Regions from separate parts of the Homo sapiens genome. Here region 2 is linked to region 1. Evidence: chromatin loops called from intact Hi-C (ENCODE). Cell type or tissue: chondrocyte. All regions are shown on one strand. Each heading gives the region's core, and the rest is flanking DNA. Links, peaks and the distances in the headings are about the cores only. Region 1 overlaps FAF1 (Fas associated factor 1). Region 2 holds the start of MIR4421 (microRNA 4421).

Evidence for each region. A loop is a pair of places that touch in the nucleus more often than their neighbours do. Peaks named below come from ENCODE experiments on the same cell type or tissue, not always from the same donor. Only the 100,000 strongest peaks of a DNase experiment are listed, where the experiment ranks them.
Region 2: it touches region 1 in a loop (2.3-fold over the local background); 6 of 110 quality-filtered maps call a loop at or near these places.

The regions. Positions count from the first base shown.
Region 1 is chr1:50,924,769-50,932,768 of GRCh38, reverse strand. All of the region lies in intron 1 of FAF1 (Fas associated factor 1), which reads left to right. Among named protein-coding and RNA genes, the nearest start is that of FAF1, 31 kb to the left of the region's middle. In chondrocyte, for the core only: CTCF peaks have their summits at 2,983 and 3,200 (motif pointing left); no DNase peak of the experiment used is centred there.
Region 2 is chr1:51,054,011-51,063,198 of GRCh38, reverse strand. MIR4421 (microRNA 4421) reads right to left here and starts at 3,362; the gene lies at 3,294-3,362. MIR6500 (microRNA 6500) reads right to left here and starts at 3,181; the gene lies at 3,096-3,181. In chondrocyte, for the core only: CTCF peaks have their summits at 4,063 and 4,263; DNase peaks (open chromatin) are centred at 3,689 and 4,077.

The sequences.
Region 1 (8,000 bases), core at 1-8,000:
CTAGGGCAGTGGGGAAGGGAAATGTGGGGTCAGAGCCTCCACACAGAGTCCCTGCTAGGTCACTGCCTAGTGGAGCTGTGAGAAGAGGGCCACCATCCTCCAGATCCCAGAATGGCAGATCCACCAACAGCTTCACCCTGTGCCTGGAAAAGCTGCAGACACTCAGTGCCAGCCTGTGAAAGCACCTAGAAGGGAGGCTGTACCCTGCAAAGCCACAGGCGCGGAGCTGCCCAAGACCATGGGAACCCACCTTTTGCATCCGTGTGACCTGAATGTGAGACCTGGAGTCAAAGGAGATCATTTTGGCGCTTTAAAATTTAACTGCCCCGCTGGATTTCACACTTGAATGGGCCCTGTAACCCCTTTGTTTTGGCTAATTTCTCCCATGTAGAATGGCTGTGTTTACCCAATACCTGTACCCTCATTTTATCTGGGAAATAACTAGCTTGCTTTTGATTTTAGAGGCTCATAGGTGGAAGGGACTTGCCTTGTCTCAGATGAGACTTTGGACTGTGGACTTTTGGGTTAATGCTGAAATGAGTTACGGCTTTGGGGGACTATTGGGAAGGCATGATTGGTTTTGACATGTGAGGACATGAGATTTGGAGGGGCCATGGGTGGAATGATATGGTTGGCTGTGTCCCCATCCAAATCTCAACTTGAATTTTCGTCTCCCAGAATTGCCACATGTTGTGGGAGGGACCCGGGGGGAGGTAATTGAATCATGGGAGTCAGTCTTTCATGTGCTATTATTATTATTATTATTCCCAGAATTGCCACATGTTGTGGGAGGGACCTGGGGGGAGGTAATTGAATCATGGGAGTCAGTCTTTCATGTGCTATTATTATTATTATTATTATTATTATTATTATTATTATTTATTTATTTATTTTTGAGACAGAGTCTTGCTCTGTCACCCAGGCTGGAGTGCAGTGGCACGATCTCGGCTTACTTCAAGCTCTGCCTCCCTGGTTCACGCCATTCTGCTTCAGCCTCCTGAGTAGCTGGGACTACAGGCGCCTGCCTCTATGCCTGGCTAATTTTTTTGTTGTTGTTGTATTTTTAGTAGAGATGGGGTTTCACTGTGTTAGCTAGGATGGTCTCAACCTGCTGATCTCGTGATCCACCCGCCTCAGCCTCCTAAAGTGCTGGGATTACAGGTGTGAGTCACTGCGCCCACCCACGTGCTATTCTTGTGATAGTGAATAAGTCTCTTGAGATCTGATAGGTTTATCAGGGATTTCTGCTTTTGCTTCTTCCTCATTTTTCTCTCACTGCCACCATGTAAGAAGTGCCTTTCACCTCCTGTCATGATTCTGAGGCTTCCCCAGCTATGTGGAACTGTAAGTCCAATTAAACCTCTTTTTGTTTCCAGTTTTGGGTGTGTCTTTATCAGCAGCGTGAAAACAAACTAATACATATGCTCAACCCTAAAGAATGCAGATAAGAAAGTATAACAATAAGAAAGTATAAACAATGCAGATAAGAAACTATAACAATAAGAAAAACAATTGGAACAGATTGAAAACAAAATAAAAGAACCAAGATAGTAAACTGAGAACCAAGATAGTAAACTTACAGTAAACTACTGCCATATCAGTAATTACATTAAATGTAAATAGGGTAAATAGTAATCAAAAGGTAGAGACCATCAGGTTGGATGAAAATTAAATATTGATCTATATTTCGTATAAGAGAAGCATCTGGAATATAAAGATGCTTCTCTAGGTTGTAAATAAAAGGATGGACAAACAATATATCATGTAGACACTAATCATAACAAATCTGCTGTAATTAATTAATAATGTTAGACTAAGACTTCAAGTTAAGGAGTATTACTAAAAATAAAGAAGTTCTGGCACACAGTTTTTCTGCTTTCTAACCCTAGTTAAGTTATATTGCCTTCTTTAGTTTTCTTATTGTAAAATTGGGCTATTTGGTGCTTTACCTACTTTTTTTTCTTTTTTGAGACGGAGTCTTGCTGTCTCCCAGGCTGGAGTGCAGTGGCACGATCTCGGCTCATTGCAAGCTCCACCTCCCGAGTAGCTGGGACTACAGGCACCCGCCACCATGCCTGGCTAATTTTTTGTATTTTTAGTAGAGACGGGGTTTCACTGTGTTAGCCAGGATGGTCTCGATCTCCTGACCTCGTGATCCACCCGCCTTGGCCTCCCAAAGTGCTGGGATTACAGGCTTGAGCCACTGTGCCTGGCCACCTGCATTATTATTAATCCTTACAGCAGCTTTGCAAGATTGTTGTTATTACCATTGTATGAGTGAGAACACTGAGACTCAGAGAGGTTAATAACTAAAGTCACAGGGCTAGTTAAATGGTAAAACTGCATTTGAAGCTAGTTGTGCTTTGAGTCAGAGCTTTTTTTCCACTACACATTGTTTCCTGCCAATATACCTTCCTGAATAGTACTGTACCCTAAACTTTGCTGCTGTATAAACACACCTACTTGGAAGAACTCTCCTGAGGTCACCTGCTTAGCTCATTATGCCCTTTTGGAATCCATTCTTCTTTAAAACAAAAGAACCAAGATGTATTAAAATGTCATTAACAGGCTGTAATTGAGAATTTCCCACTTTGGCATTATGATTTTACTACTTATCAGTACATTTCAAAGATATCCCTCTCTTGAAATGCTTTGTTAACTACACCCCCAGATTACCCTAAATAAATGTTAATTTGCTAACATTTTGGTTAAGCTAAATGAAAAAAATGAGTGGCATAGATCATTGGAGTCTACTTGGAAAAAAGAAGGTATTTGCATCTTGGTGCTTAATTCTTTATGCGATAAATTGCCTAATATATGTTATTTGCTTTTTAAGAGTTGTAGACTGTAAATTACTGACAATTTGTATAGCGTTACATTATATTTGTAGCTTCTGGTAAGACAGAATACTTATAAGTTATAGCTTATAATAATTATAAAAAAGCTAAGTATGGTTTGTGTTCCTTTAAATAATCTTATAAATCTTTAGATGTACTTTGTTACCTGAATAATTGTGAATCGTGGGGGCAGGAGCCACATCTTTTTCCCACTATATTTCCAGACCCTAACACTATGCCTGGCACATGATAGACATTCAATGAATATTTTTGGCAGTTTTATTATTTCCTGAAAGTCTTGTGTGAAAACTAGCATGTAATGAAATTCCCAAGATGTGTTAAATGTTTGCTCCCTCTTGTGGATAGAAAAGATAATGTAAGCTCTTACAATGAATCTATTCTCTAGTTTTTGTTACCAAAAGATATAATATAAACAGTGTGTAAAATTTAGGGAAATTTTTATTTTTTTGAAGGGATCTGAATACAATTTTATCAACCAAAGATCTTTTAGTTCACATATATTCATAAAACATGCATTAATTCTTGCTCAAGTATCATTTTTTAAAACTATCCAGGATAAAATTTATATACTAGTACTCAATGTAGAACTTAAATAGCACTGTTTTGGGAGCCCACTCCTTCTGCTTTCCTATGTATAAATTGTATGAATGATGAAAGAACTTTCTGTTTTAATTCTGTTAATAAAACTCTATTAAATATTGTGGGATATACTTTGAGAGTATTATTAAACACATCATTTCCTAATAATTCAAAACATTTTTTATTTTGATTAAAAAAAGAATCATTTTGCTAGCCTTCCCAGTTTTTTTTTCTTTTCTTTCTTTTTTTTTTTTTTTTTTGAGACAGTGTCTTGCTATGTCACCCAGGCTGGGGTACAGTGGTATGATCTTGGCTCACTGCAACCTGTGCCTCCTGAGCTCAAGCAATCCTCCCATGCAGCTGGCACCACAGATGCACGCCACCATGCCTGGGTATTTCTTTGGATGTTTAATAGAGATGGGGTTTCACCGTGTTGGCCAGGCTGGTCTCGATCCCCTGAGCTCAGCTTAGCCTCCCAAAGTGCTGGGATTACAGGCATGCGCCACTGTGCCTGGCCAGCCTTCCCTAGTTTTTTTTTTTTTTTTTTTTGAGGTGGAGTCTCGCACTGTTGCCTGGGCTGGAGTCCAATGGCGTGATTTCGGTTCAGTGCAACCTCCACCTCCCAGGTTCAAGCGATTCTCTTGCCTCAGCCTCTCGAGTAGTTGGGATTACAGGCGCCCGCCATCATGCTCGGCTGATACTTTGTATTTTTAGTAGAGATGGGGTTTCACTATGTTGGCCAGGCTGGTCTCGAACTCTTGACCTTGTGATCCGCCCACCTTGATCTCCCAAAGTGCTGGGATTACAGGCATGAGCCACTGCGCCTGGCCGCCTTCCTCAGTTTTTAAATACAGAACACCTATTTTCTTTTAAGTGTGATATTTTTATTCTAAAGAATTAATGCCGCTGAGACTAAAAGCAGCTGGGCTTTGGAAATGCTTTGACATGTAGAATAAATCTTTTAAACAAAGGTATAGATTCTTGACGTTCTTTTCTCCATATACTCAAGAGACTTTCATATTACTTTCTTAGACTTTTCCATTCTATTATTTATAGTAGAAGTTGACTTTCATTTTGAGGCCACTTTTGAAATAGAACCAATATTTTTGCCATTTCAGAAAAATTGTCGTCTGTGTGCCAAAGACAGAGAGCATGCAGTAAAAGTGCACCATAGCATGGATGTTGGACTCAAGCAGGGCTCACTTACTAGGCAGGTGACTTGTTCCTGAAAACCAGTCTGGCTGTGAACATCATCCAGATCCTCACCTCAGCAAAATCACAGTCTGTCATTAACTGAAGCAAATGAAAATTCTAAACTTTATGAGGGCATAATACTCAGCAAAGAACACAAATCCTAACAGTATAGTTTGAATTTGCACAACATGAACACATCCATATAAACAACTCTTTGGTTAAAAGAACAGAATATGTAACGAGTAGAAAAAAGAAAAAGAGGAGATTAGGGCACATAGAGACACAAGGAAGAACAATGTGAACACAGGGAGGAGACAGCCATCAACAAGCCAAGAAGAGAGGCCCCAGAAGACACGCAAACTGCTGACACCTTGATATTGGATTTCTAGTCTCAGAATTGTAAGAAAAAAAATTTGTTTAAACAAATGAAAAAGAAGAATATAATCAGAGTTCCAGAAGCCTCCTTCTTCCATTCAATTACCCCTCACCTTTCAGCATAACTTAGTACATTGACTTCTGACATTACACATATGTTAGTTTTGCCAGTTTTAAAACTTTATGTATATGAAACCACACAGTAAGCTTTTATTTTTTTTGGAGACAGGGTCTCACTCTGCCGCCCAGGCAGAGTGCCATCTTGGCTCACTGCAACCTCAGCCTCCCAAGTAGCTGGGACTACAGGCACATGCCACCATGCCCGGCTCATTTTTTGTCATTTTAGTAGAAACGGGGTTTCAACATGTTGGCTAGGCTGGTCTCGAACTCCTGACCTCAAGTGACCCACCCGCCTCGGCCTCCCAAAGTGCTGGGATTACAGGTGTGAGCCACCACGCTTGGTCCCCATGCAGTAAGCTTTAAAAAAAAAATTCTGGTAAAATATACATAACATAAAATTTACCCTTTTTGCCATTTTAAACATACAGTTCAGTGGTATTAAGTACCCTCACATTGTTATGTGGCATCACCACCACTCATCTCTAGAACGTTTTCATCTTCCCAAACTCTATTGATTAAACGTTAACTCCCTATTCCCCTTTCTGCTTCTAAACATTAACTCCCCATTCCCCTTTCTGCTTCTGTGAGTTTGAGTACTTATAGACGTGGAATTATTTAGTGTTTGTTCTTTTATGTCTGGCTTGTTTCACTTAACATAGTATTTTTAAGTTACATCCGTTTTATAGCATGTGTCAGAATTTCTTGCCTTTTTAAGGAGCAACAATACTCTGTTGTGTGAACATACTACATGTTCTTTATTTATGGATGGACATTTGAGTTGTTTATACATTTTGGATATTGTCAACAATGGTACTATGAACATGGGTGGATAAATATGTCTTGACTCCTTGCTTCCTTAAAAGTCTTTTGGGTACATAACCACAAGTGCAGTTACTGGATCATACGGTAATTTTTTCCCTTGTATTTTTAGTTTACATGTAATAATTGTGTATACTTATGGGATACAACTGATGTTTTCATAAGAATATGCAATGTGTAGTGATCAAATCAGAGTAATTAGCATATCCTTCACCTTAAACTTTTTTTTTTTGTTGAGAACATTTAAAGTCTGCTTTTTTATCTTTTTGAAAATATACAATAAATTATAGTTAACCATGTCACCCCACAGCGCTGTAGAACACCAGAACTCATTCCTCCTATCTAGCTGTAATTTTATATGTTAACCAGGTTCTCCCCATTCTCCCTCTCACTGCCCTTCCCAGTCTCCAATATCTACAGTTGTATACTCTAATTCCATGAGCTCAGAATTCTTTTTAGCTCCTACATATGACTGAGAGCATGTATTTATCTTTCTGTGCCTTATTTAGTTTAACATAGTATCCTCCAGGCTTATCCATGTTGCTGCAAGTGATAGGATTTCATTATTTTTCTTTGTAGTTTTGTTTGTTTGTTTGTTTTTTATGTTTAGAGACAGGATCTTTCTGTTGCCCAGGCTGGAGTGCAGTAGTGTGATCATATGCTTCAGTAATGTTAAACTCTGGGGCTTAAGCGATCCTCCCCCCTCAGTCTCCCGAGTAACTGGGATTACAAGCATGTATCACCACATCTGGCTAACTTGTTTTACTTTTTATAGAGATGGGGTATTGCTATGTTACCCAGCCTGGTCTTCAACTCCTGGCCTTAAGCGACCCTCCTGCCTCAGCCTCCCAAATCACTGGGATTACGTGCATGAGGCACACTACATCTGGCCCAATTCCATTCTTTTTCATGGAGGAATAGTATTCTATTGTGTATATAAACCACATTTTTCTTTATCCATTTGCCTGTTGATGGACATTTAGGCTGACTCCATATCTGGGCTATTATGAATAGTGCTGCAATAAACATGGATGTATAGGTATCCTTTTGATGTTGATTTCCTTTCCTTTGGATAAATACCCAGTAGTGTGATTGCTGTATCATATAGTAGTTCTATTTTTAGTTTTTTGAGAAAGTGCAACACTGTTTTTTATAGTGACTATACTAATTTATATTCCCACCAACAGTGTATGAGTTCCCTTTTCTCTGCATCCTTGCCAGCATTTGTAATTTTTTGTCTTTGATAATAGCCATTCTGAGCGGGGTGAGATAATATTTGTTGGCCATTTCTATGTCTTCGTTTGAGAAATGTCTGTTCAGATCTTTGACCCACTTTGTAGTAGTGGGATTTTTTTTTTTTTGGTGCTAAGTTTGAATTCCTTGTATATTCTGGTTGTTAGTTCTTTGTTAGTCAAACGATTTGTAAGTATTTTCCTATCTACAGGTTATCTCTTAACTGTGTTGATTGTTTCTTTTACCGTGGAGAAGCCTTTTAGTTTAGTACAGTCCCATTTGTCTATTCTTGTTGTCTGTGTTTTTGTCCTGACGTGATTCCACCCAGCAGTTTTATAGTTTTGAGTCTTACATTTAAGTCTTTAATCCATTTTGAGTTAATTTTTGTATGTAGTGATAGATAGGGGTCTAGTTTCATTCCTCTGCATATGACTATCCATTTTTCTTAGCACCATTTATTGAAGAGACTGTTGTTTTCCCAATGTGTATTCTTAGCACTTTTGCTGAGTATCAGTTGGCTAAAAATATGTGGATTTATTAATATTTTTAATTTCAAGGTTCTCTGTTCTGTTGGTCTATGTATCTGTTTTGTTTTGTTATGTTTTTTGAGATGGAGTTTCATTCTTGTCACCCAGGCTGGAGTGCAATGGCACGATCTCAGCTCACTGCAGCCTCCGCCTCCTGGGTTCAAGTAATTCACCTGCCTTAGCCTTCCGAGTAGCTGAGATTACAGGTGCCCAACACCACACCCAGCTAATTTTTGTATTTTTTGGAGAGACAGGGTTTCATCATGTTGGCCAGGCTGGTCTTGAACTCTTGAAC
Region 2 (9,188 bases), core at 511-8,510, 130 kb before region 1:
GGAAAGTTACTAAGAAACAGCAACAACAACAAACAAAACAAATAAACAACCAGCAATATTAATAAACCCTGGGATGGGAGAGAGTCTGATTTCCATAGTTGTTACATTATATTATGTAAAATGACTATTTTCAACAGGAAATTATGAGACTCAAAGTAGGGCCCATATATTGGGAAAAAAAAAGCAGTTAATAGAAACTGTCCCTCAGAAAGCCTTGATGCTAAACTTACAAGGCCAAGTTGTTAAATCAGCGATATTAAATGTTTGAAGAACTAAAGGAAACTATGTATAAAGAACCAAAGGAAAGTATGAAAATGATATAAAACTTAAGAGAGAATATCAATAAAGAGATAGACATTTAAATAATTTCTTTTTAAATAAAACAACCAAATAGAAATTCTAGAGTCAAAAAGTACTGAAACAAAAAAATTCACTAGAGGGTTTCAAGAGCATATTTGAAAAAGAATCAGTGAACCTGAAGATAAACCAATTGAGAAAATCTGGTCTGAGAAAGAGAAAGAAAAAAAGATTAACAAAGATGAAGAGAACCTTGCAGATCTATAGGATACCATCAAGCATGCCAATCTATGCATAATGGTAGTCTCGGAAGAGAGAAAAAGGAGCAAAAAATATGCTTGACAAAATAATGGCCAAAAACTGCCAGCGTTTGATGAAAAACATTAATCTATACATCAAAGAAACTCAACAGACTCCAAGTATAGTTGACCCTTGAACAACATGGGTTTGAGCTGTTCAGGTCCACTTATATGGAACTTTTACTCACCTCTGCCATCCCTGAGATGGCAAGACCAACCCCTCTTTTTCCTTCTCCTCTTTAGCCTACTCAATGTGAAAACAGAGGGGATGAATTCCTTTCTGATTACCCACTTAATGAATAGTAAATATATTTTCCTTATTATTTTCTTTTCTCTGGCTGGCTTAATGGTAAAAATACAGTATATGATACTTATAACATTAAAAAAAGTGTTAATCAGCTGTTTATGTTGTCAGTAACATTCTGGCCAATAGTAGACTATTGGTAGTTAAGTTTTTGGGAAGTCAAAAGTTGTATGTGGATTTTTTTTCTACCCTCTTCTCACAGGTATGTATATGTGGATGTTTGACTAGTGGGGTCGGCACCCCAACCCCTCATGTTGTTCAAGGTTATACTGTAGTATAAATGCAAAGAGATGCACACCTATACACAACATAACCAACTGGAAAACCAAGGGCACAGAGAGTATATTGAAAGCAGAAAGACAGAAGCAGCTCATCATCTCTGAGGTATTCTTGATAAGATTAACAGCCAAATTCTTTCCAGTAACTTTATGAATATAAACTATTGTTATGAATATAGACTATCAGAATGATTCCAGCTCCATATAAAAATATTTATGGACCATGACAAAGTGGAATTTATTCCATGAATACAGGCTCAGCATACATTATCATATATCATATTAATAGAATAATGGACAAAAGCCAAACAGTCATGTCATAGATATGAAAAAGCACTTGAGAAAATTCAACACACTTTAATGATTAAAAAAACAAACAAGAAACCTGGAATAGAAGGAAACTTCCTCAGCCTGATAAAGGGCATCTATGAAAACACACTGCTAATGTCACTTTGTGGTGAAAGGCTTGAAAAAATTATCCCATCTTAGTCTGTGTTACTATTAATATAAAGGCATACCTGAGGCTGGGTAATTCATGAAGAAAAGAGGTTCATTTGTCTCACGGTTCTGCAGGCTGCACAAGAATCATGGCATTGGCATCTGCTTCTAGTGAAGGCTCCAGGCTGATTCCACTTATGGCAGAAAGTGAAGAGGAGCTGGTATATGCATATCATATGGTGAGAGAGGAAGCAAGAGAGAGACTAGAGGAGGTACCAGGCTTTTTTCAACAACCAGTTCTTGTGGGAACTAAAAGTAAGAACTCACTCTCGTGAGAATGGTACAGAGCTATTCATGAAGGATCCACCCCCACAACCCAAACACTCCTACCAGGCCCCATCTTTAACACTGGGGATCAGATTTCAACATGAGACTTGGCAGGGCCAAACAAATCATATTCAAACCATAGTACCACCTAAGATCAGGAATAAGACAAGGACGTTCACTCTTACCATTTATATTCAGTGTTGTACCAAGGGCTGCATACCCATCAGTCAGAATCCTTGTGTCATGGCATCCTCCAGGTGTCACTTTTCCAGTTGGAAACCTCTGTGGCCAGTGGTGCCTTTGCCAGAGTTTTGCTCAAGCCTGCTGGGCTTGTTCCACCCACTCGGCCTGGCAGGCTGCACTCAGCTCATGCTACTGGCCTGGCTCCCACACCTTCAAAGAATGATCCAGGCATGGAGAGGAGAGGGGTGCACAAGTAAGCAAGCATGGGGTCTGGCTGCTGCACACAGCCAAGCATTGGCTGCTGTGGTGGGGTGGGCAGTTCCAGGTGCCACCACAGGTGCTGGCTCTGTTCAAGCCTGTGGCTGGATCAGATGCACTATAAGTGGCTTCTGCTCTGGGCACTCACATCTGGACAAGGGGAACATGGTGGCACTTGGAAGCTCCAAGACACTAGAAACCACAGAGCCCCAAAGAGGGTGTCACAGCCCTGGCTGGGGGAGCCTGTGCATCTGAGCTCCCTGAAGGGCTGCAGCTCTTCTCTCCTTCTCATTGCCTGCAGTGTGACGAGTGGGGTGGAGGCAGGTGTTTTAGCTCTGTTTGTGTTATAGCACTTTCAGTCCCACCATTCAACAGGTCCTGAATTTTTGTCCTGTGTCCAGGAAGAATGAGGTATGCAGAAAACTGGAGGGTGAGCAAGGCAGAAAGGAACTTTCTTGAGCAAAAGAGTGACAGAACAGCTCTTGGGAGACCTGGAGTTGGTAGCTCCTTTCCACAGGCAGGTCATCCCAACTAGTTCAGCCCTCAGTAGAGAGGAGCCCCAGATTGGGTAGCTCCATTTCACAGGCAGGTCATCCTGACAAGTGTCCAGCTCTCTGGGGAGAGGAGACCTGGAGTGGGTAGCTCCTTTCCATAGGCAGTTAGTCCTGACGAGTGCATCCCTCAGCAGAGAGGAGACCAGAGTGGGCAGCTCCTACCTGCAGGCAGGTCATCCCAACAAGTGTCCAGCTCTCAGAAGAAAGGACACCTGGAGTGGATAGCTCCTTTCTGCAGGCAGGTAGTCCTGACGAGTGCAGCCCTCAGCAGAGAAGAGACCCAGAGAAGGTAGCTCCTAGCTGCAGGCAGGTTGTCCAGATGAGTGTCCAGCTCTCAGGGGAGAGGAAACCCAGAGTAGGTAGCTCCTTTCCACAGACAGGTTGTCCCAACAAGTGTTCAACTCTCAGCAGAAAGGAGACCCAGAGTGAGTAGCTCTTTTCCACAGGCAGGTCATACTGACAAGTAGAGGAGACCTGAAGTGGGTAGCTCCTTCCTGCAGCTGGTAGTCCTGACATCTGTATGAGTCTAGCTAGGTAACATAGTTTTTATGGGCTCAGAAAGGAAGAAGTGTGTTCTGATTGGCCCATGGGTGGCCATGGGCGGGCCTGGAAAAAGCACCATAAGTTCTCACTCCAGGCCGCAGACTCCACCTGGAGCTGACAGCCCAGCCCCCAGGCTTCATGCCATCCATGGCTTGAAGGTTGCGTTTCACTGGGAACCTGCCCCTTTCTGCCCAGGAGCCTGTCTGCCTCCTGTCACCATCAACATGTTGTCCATGCCGCCCAGGCTGTTCATGCTGAGGTTTGCCTACAGGCCCACACTGAGCCACCCTGAGCAACCCCTTGGTCTCCCTCTTGTGCTCTTCAGTTCCCAAAGTCTGGATGGCCTGAGACAGCAGGGGGCTGGCATGTCAGCACTGCCCTGAGTGCTTGGGTACCCAGCTGGGTCACAACAGTGCCTGGGCTCTGCCACAACTTTGCTCTGCCCCAGAGTGGGGGCCAGGAGCAGGGAGAGGCCAGGCAGTGGGAGCAGGCACTTTCAAGCCTACGGGAACAAAGGGCTTCCGGGGCCCCTGAGACCTCAGGGATGCCTGGGTCTGTGGCTACAGCTGAGAAGCTGCAGCTGTGCCTGGGAGCATGTGGCTCCTGCTCCACTGACTTGTTAGGGGGTGGGGCTCCCACCTGTTCCCGGCACCCGTGGGCTCAGCAGAGTGTGCAGCCCCAGTTGTGCTTCCCCTGCTGAAGCCGGCATCTTCACAGTGGCTACTCCAGACAGGCCACTGCTGCCATCACTTGCACCAACCTGTAGGTGACAGTCTTCCTCCATGAAGCCAGTTCATATGCTCTAGAAGTTACTCCTCCATGAAATATGCAAAGAAACAGCCCAAGGCTACAAGAAATACGCACACACGAAATCAAAGAAACAGGACACCACCAAAGGAACACAATAATTTTCCAATAACCAACCCCAAAGAAATGGATATCTATAAATTGCCTTCCAAACAATTAGAAATAATTGTTTTTAAAGAAGTTCAGCATGCAATAGGAGAACACAGTTGGACAACTCAGTGAAAACAGAAAAAGAGTCTACGGCCATACCACCTCGAACATGTCTGATTTCATCTGAAAACAGAGAAAGAATACATGAACAATACAAGAAGTTCAACAGGAAGGTAGAACTTATAAAAAAGAACCAGGCTGGGAGTGGTGGCTCACACCTGTAATCCTAGCACTTTGGGAGGCCAAGGTAGGCGGATTGCCTGAGCTCAGGAGTTTGAGACCAGCCTGGGCAACACAGTGAAACCCCATATCTACTAAAATACAAAAAATTAGCTGGGCATGGTGGTGTGCACCTGTAATCCCAGCTACTCAGGAGACTGAGACAGGAGAATCACTTGAACCTGGGAGGCAGAGGTTGCAGTGAGCTGAGGTCATGCCACTGCACTCCAGCCTGGGTGACAGAATGAGACTCCAACTCAAAAAAAGAAAAAAAAAAAAAAAAGAAAAAGAAAGAAATTCTGGAACCAAAAAACCTAATGACTGATATTAAAAACACAATAGAGAACTTCAAAAATAGACTTTATTGAGCAGAAGAAAGAATTTGTGCCCTTGAAGACAGGTTATTTGAAATTATCCAGTCAGAGGAGAAAAAAGAATGAAAAAGAGTGAAGAAAATTTATAGGACTTATGGGACACCATCAAGCAAACCAATATGTGCATAATGAGAGTACTAGAAGAAGAAAAGCAAGAGAAAGAGGTAAAAAGCTTTTTTAAAGAAATAATGGGTTAGGTGCAGTGGCTCATGCCTGTAATCCCAGCACTTTGGGAGGTCGAGGCAGGTGGATCACCTGAGGTCAGGAGTTAAAGACCAGCTTGGCCAACATGGTGAAACCTTGTCTCTACTTAAACTACAAAAATTAGCCAGGTGTGGTGGCAGGTGCCTGTAATTCCAGCTACTCGGGAGGCTGAGGCAGGAGAATGACTTGAACTTGGGAGGCAGACGTTGCAATGAACTGAGATTGTGCCACTGTACTCCAGCCTGGGTGACAGAGCAAGACTACTTCTCAAAAAATTATAATAATAATAATGATAATAAAATAAAATAAAGAAGTAATGGCTGAAAACTTCTCAAATTTTGAGAGGGAAATGGATATCCAGATTCATGAAGCTTACAGGTTTTCAAAGAGGATCAATTCAAGACTATACCAAGGTACATTTTAATCAAATTGTCTAAAATAAAGGACACTGAAAGAATTTTAAAGCTGCAAGAGAAAAGTAATGCATCACATATAGGGAATCACCATAAGACTATCAGTGGCTTTCTCATCAGAAACCTTGCATGCCGAAGAGAATGGGATGATATATTGAAAGAACTGGAAAAAAAAAACTACTTACCGTGAATCTACATCTGGCAAGATTATCCTTTAAAAATGAAGGGGAGATGAATTCTTCCTTAGACAAACAAAAACAAAGGGAGTCTGTCACTACTAGCCCAGCCGTAAAAGAAATGTTTAAAAGAGTTATTTCTTCAAATTGAAATGAAAACACACTAAATAGTATAATGAAAACATATAAAAGCATAAATATTATGAGTAAAGGAAAATATATGGACAAATATAGTTAATATAAAACTATAATGGTGGGGCCTAACTTACTTTTAACCCTAATATAAAAATTAAAAGATAAAAATTTGTCAAAGGATACACAATATAAAAGGCAACAAACTGACTACAAGAACACAAAGTGTAGGGGTGGGGAGTAAAAATGTAAAACGGTTTTTGGTTTTGGTTTTTTTTAGAGACAAGGTCTTACTACATTGCACAGGCTGGTCTCAAACACCTCACTTCAAGCAATCCTCCTGTCTCAGCCTCCCAAAGCACTGGGATTACAGGTGTGAGCCACCATGCCTGGCCAAAAGTATAAAGGTTTTGGATGTGATTGAAATAGTTATAAACTTAAAAATAGATGGTTAGAAATACAAGATATTTTTCATAAGCCTCAAGTTAACCACAAAGAATAAAATCTGTAACAGATACAGAAAACATAAAGAGATGAGAATCAAAGCAATCACTATAAAACATCAAATAACAAACGAATATAATAAGAGAGGAAGAGAGGGGCAATATAACTGCAAAAGACACAAACCAGTTAACAGAATGGCAATAGTAGTCCTCAGCTATCACTAATTACTTTAAATGTAAATGGATTAAACTCACCAATTAAAAGGCATAGAGTGGCTGTGTAATTTGAAAGAACAGGATCCAATGGTATGTTGTTTATAAGAGACTGATTTTAGAGTTAAAGACACATATAGACTAAAAGTGAAGAGATGAGAAAAGATTTCTCACGCAAATGGTAACCAAGGATACGCAGGGTAACTATACTTATGTTAGACAAAACAGATTTTAGTTTAAAGCTGCCTGCAGAGACAAAGTCTTGATATAATTATAAAAAGATCATTTCAACATGATTATGTAACAATTATAAATATGTATATACTGAACAAAGAGCATCTAAATATATAAAGCAAATGTTGACAGATCTGAAGGCAGAATTTGACAGTAACATGATAATAGTAGAGGATTTCAATACTCCACTTATAATAATGTACAGAATATCAAAAAAGAAACAGAAAACACTATAAAACAAATGATCCTAACAGATATATAAAGAAATTTGCACCCAACAACAGAAGATTATCCACTTTTCTCAAGCATACATGGAACATTCTCCAGGATAGATCATATGTTAGATTACAAAACAAGTGACCTAATTTAAGAAGATTGGAATTATTCCAAGTATCTTTCTGGACCACAAGGGATGAAAGTAGAAATCAATAATCTTAAGAAAATAGGAAAAATCACAAACACATAGAAACTCAACAACAAACTCTTGAACAACTCTTGGGTCAAAGAGGAAATCAACGGGTAATTTTAAGAGTATCTTGAGGCTAGAAATGATGGCTCACATCTATAATCCCACTGCTTTGGGAGGCCAAGATGGGAAAATTGCTTGAGACCAAGAGTTTGAGGCTAGCCTGGGCAAAGAAAAAAAAAAAAAAAAAAAAAAAGAAAGAAAGAAAAGAAAGAGAGAAAGAAAGGGAAAAAAAAGAGAAAAACAGTAGAACATACCAAAATTTATAGGGTGCAGCAAAAGCAGTACTAAAAGGGAAGTATATAGTGATAAATGCCTACATTAAAAGAAGAAAGAAGGCCGGGCACAGTGGCTCATGCCTGTAATCCCAGCACTTTGGGAGGCCGAGGTGGGAGGATCACTTGAGGTCAGGAGTTTGAGACCAGCCTGGCCAACATGGCAAAATCTCATCTCTACTAAAAATACAAAAAATTAGCCAAGCATGGTGGTGCGTGCCTGTAATCCCAGCTACGTGGGAGGCTGAGGCAGGAGATCACTTGAACCTGGGAGGTAGAGGTTGCAGTGAGCCAAGATCATGCCACTGCACTCCAGCCTGGGTGACAGAGCATGACTCAGTCTCAAAAAGAAAGAAATAGAAAGAAAAAGAAAGAAAGAAAGAAAAGAAAGAAAGAAAGAAAGGAAGGAAGGAAGGAAGAGAAAGAAAGAAGGGAGGGAGGGAGGGAGGGGAGAGAGGGAGGGAGGAAGGGAGGAAGGAGAAAGATCTCAAATAAGATATTACACCTCAAAGAACTAGAAAAAGAGCAAACTAAGCCCCAAATTAGTGGAATAAAGGAATTAATAAAGATCAAAGAAGAAATAGAGAATATATTTATTTATTTGTTTATTTTTTTGAGACAGAGTCTCACTGTGTCACACAGGCTGGAGTGCAGTGGCATGATCCCGGGTTCAAGTGATTCTCGTGCCTGAGCCTCCTGAGTAGTTGGGATTACAGGTGCCCACCAGCATGCCCGGCTAATTTTTGTATTCTTAGTAAGAGACGGGGTTTCACCATGTTGGTCAGGCTGGTCTCGAACTCCTGACCTCAGGAATTGATTCCTGCTGGGATTACAGGCATGAGCCACTAGGCCTGGCCTCAAATAGAGAATTTTATAAGCAAGAGAAAAGATTCCATAAGACTAAGAGTTGGTTTTTTGAAAACAAAAAATCAACAAAAAATCTCAGTCTTTGCTAGACTGAGAAAAAAGAAAAAAAACTCAAATAAACCAGAAATAAGAGAGGACGCATTGCAAAGAGTGCCTCAGAAATAAAAAGAATCGGCTGAGCATAGTGGCTTACGCCTATAATCCCAGCACTTTGGGAGGCCAGGGAGGGTGGATCACTTGAGGTCAGGAGTTCGAGACCAGCCTGGCCAACATGGTGAAACCCCATCTCTACTAAAAATACACAAATTAGCCGAGTGTGATGGCACATGCCTGTAATCCCAGCTACTTGGGAGGCTGAGGCATGAGAATTGCTTGAACCCAGGAGGTGGAGGCTGCAGTGAGCTGAGATCATGCCACTGCATTCCAACCTTGGTGATGGAGTGGGACTGTCTCAAAAAAAAAAAAAAAAAAAGAATCATAAGGGACTATTATGAACAATTTAATTATATGCCAATAAACTATAACTTAGAAGATTAGAACCATATACCCTGAATTAAGAAAATATAGAAAGCCTGAAGAAACCAATAACAAGTAAGAACATTGAATCAATAATCAAAGCCTTCCAGCAAAGAAAAGCCCAGAATCAGATGGCCTCCTGGGTGAATTGTATGAAACATTTGTAAAATAATTAATACCCTTTCTCCTTAAACTCTTCCCAAAAAGATAAGGAATAC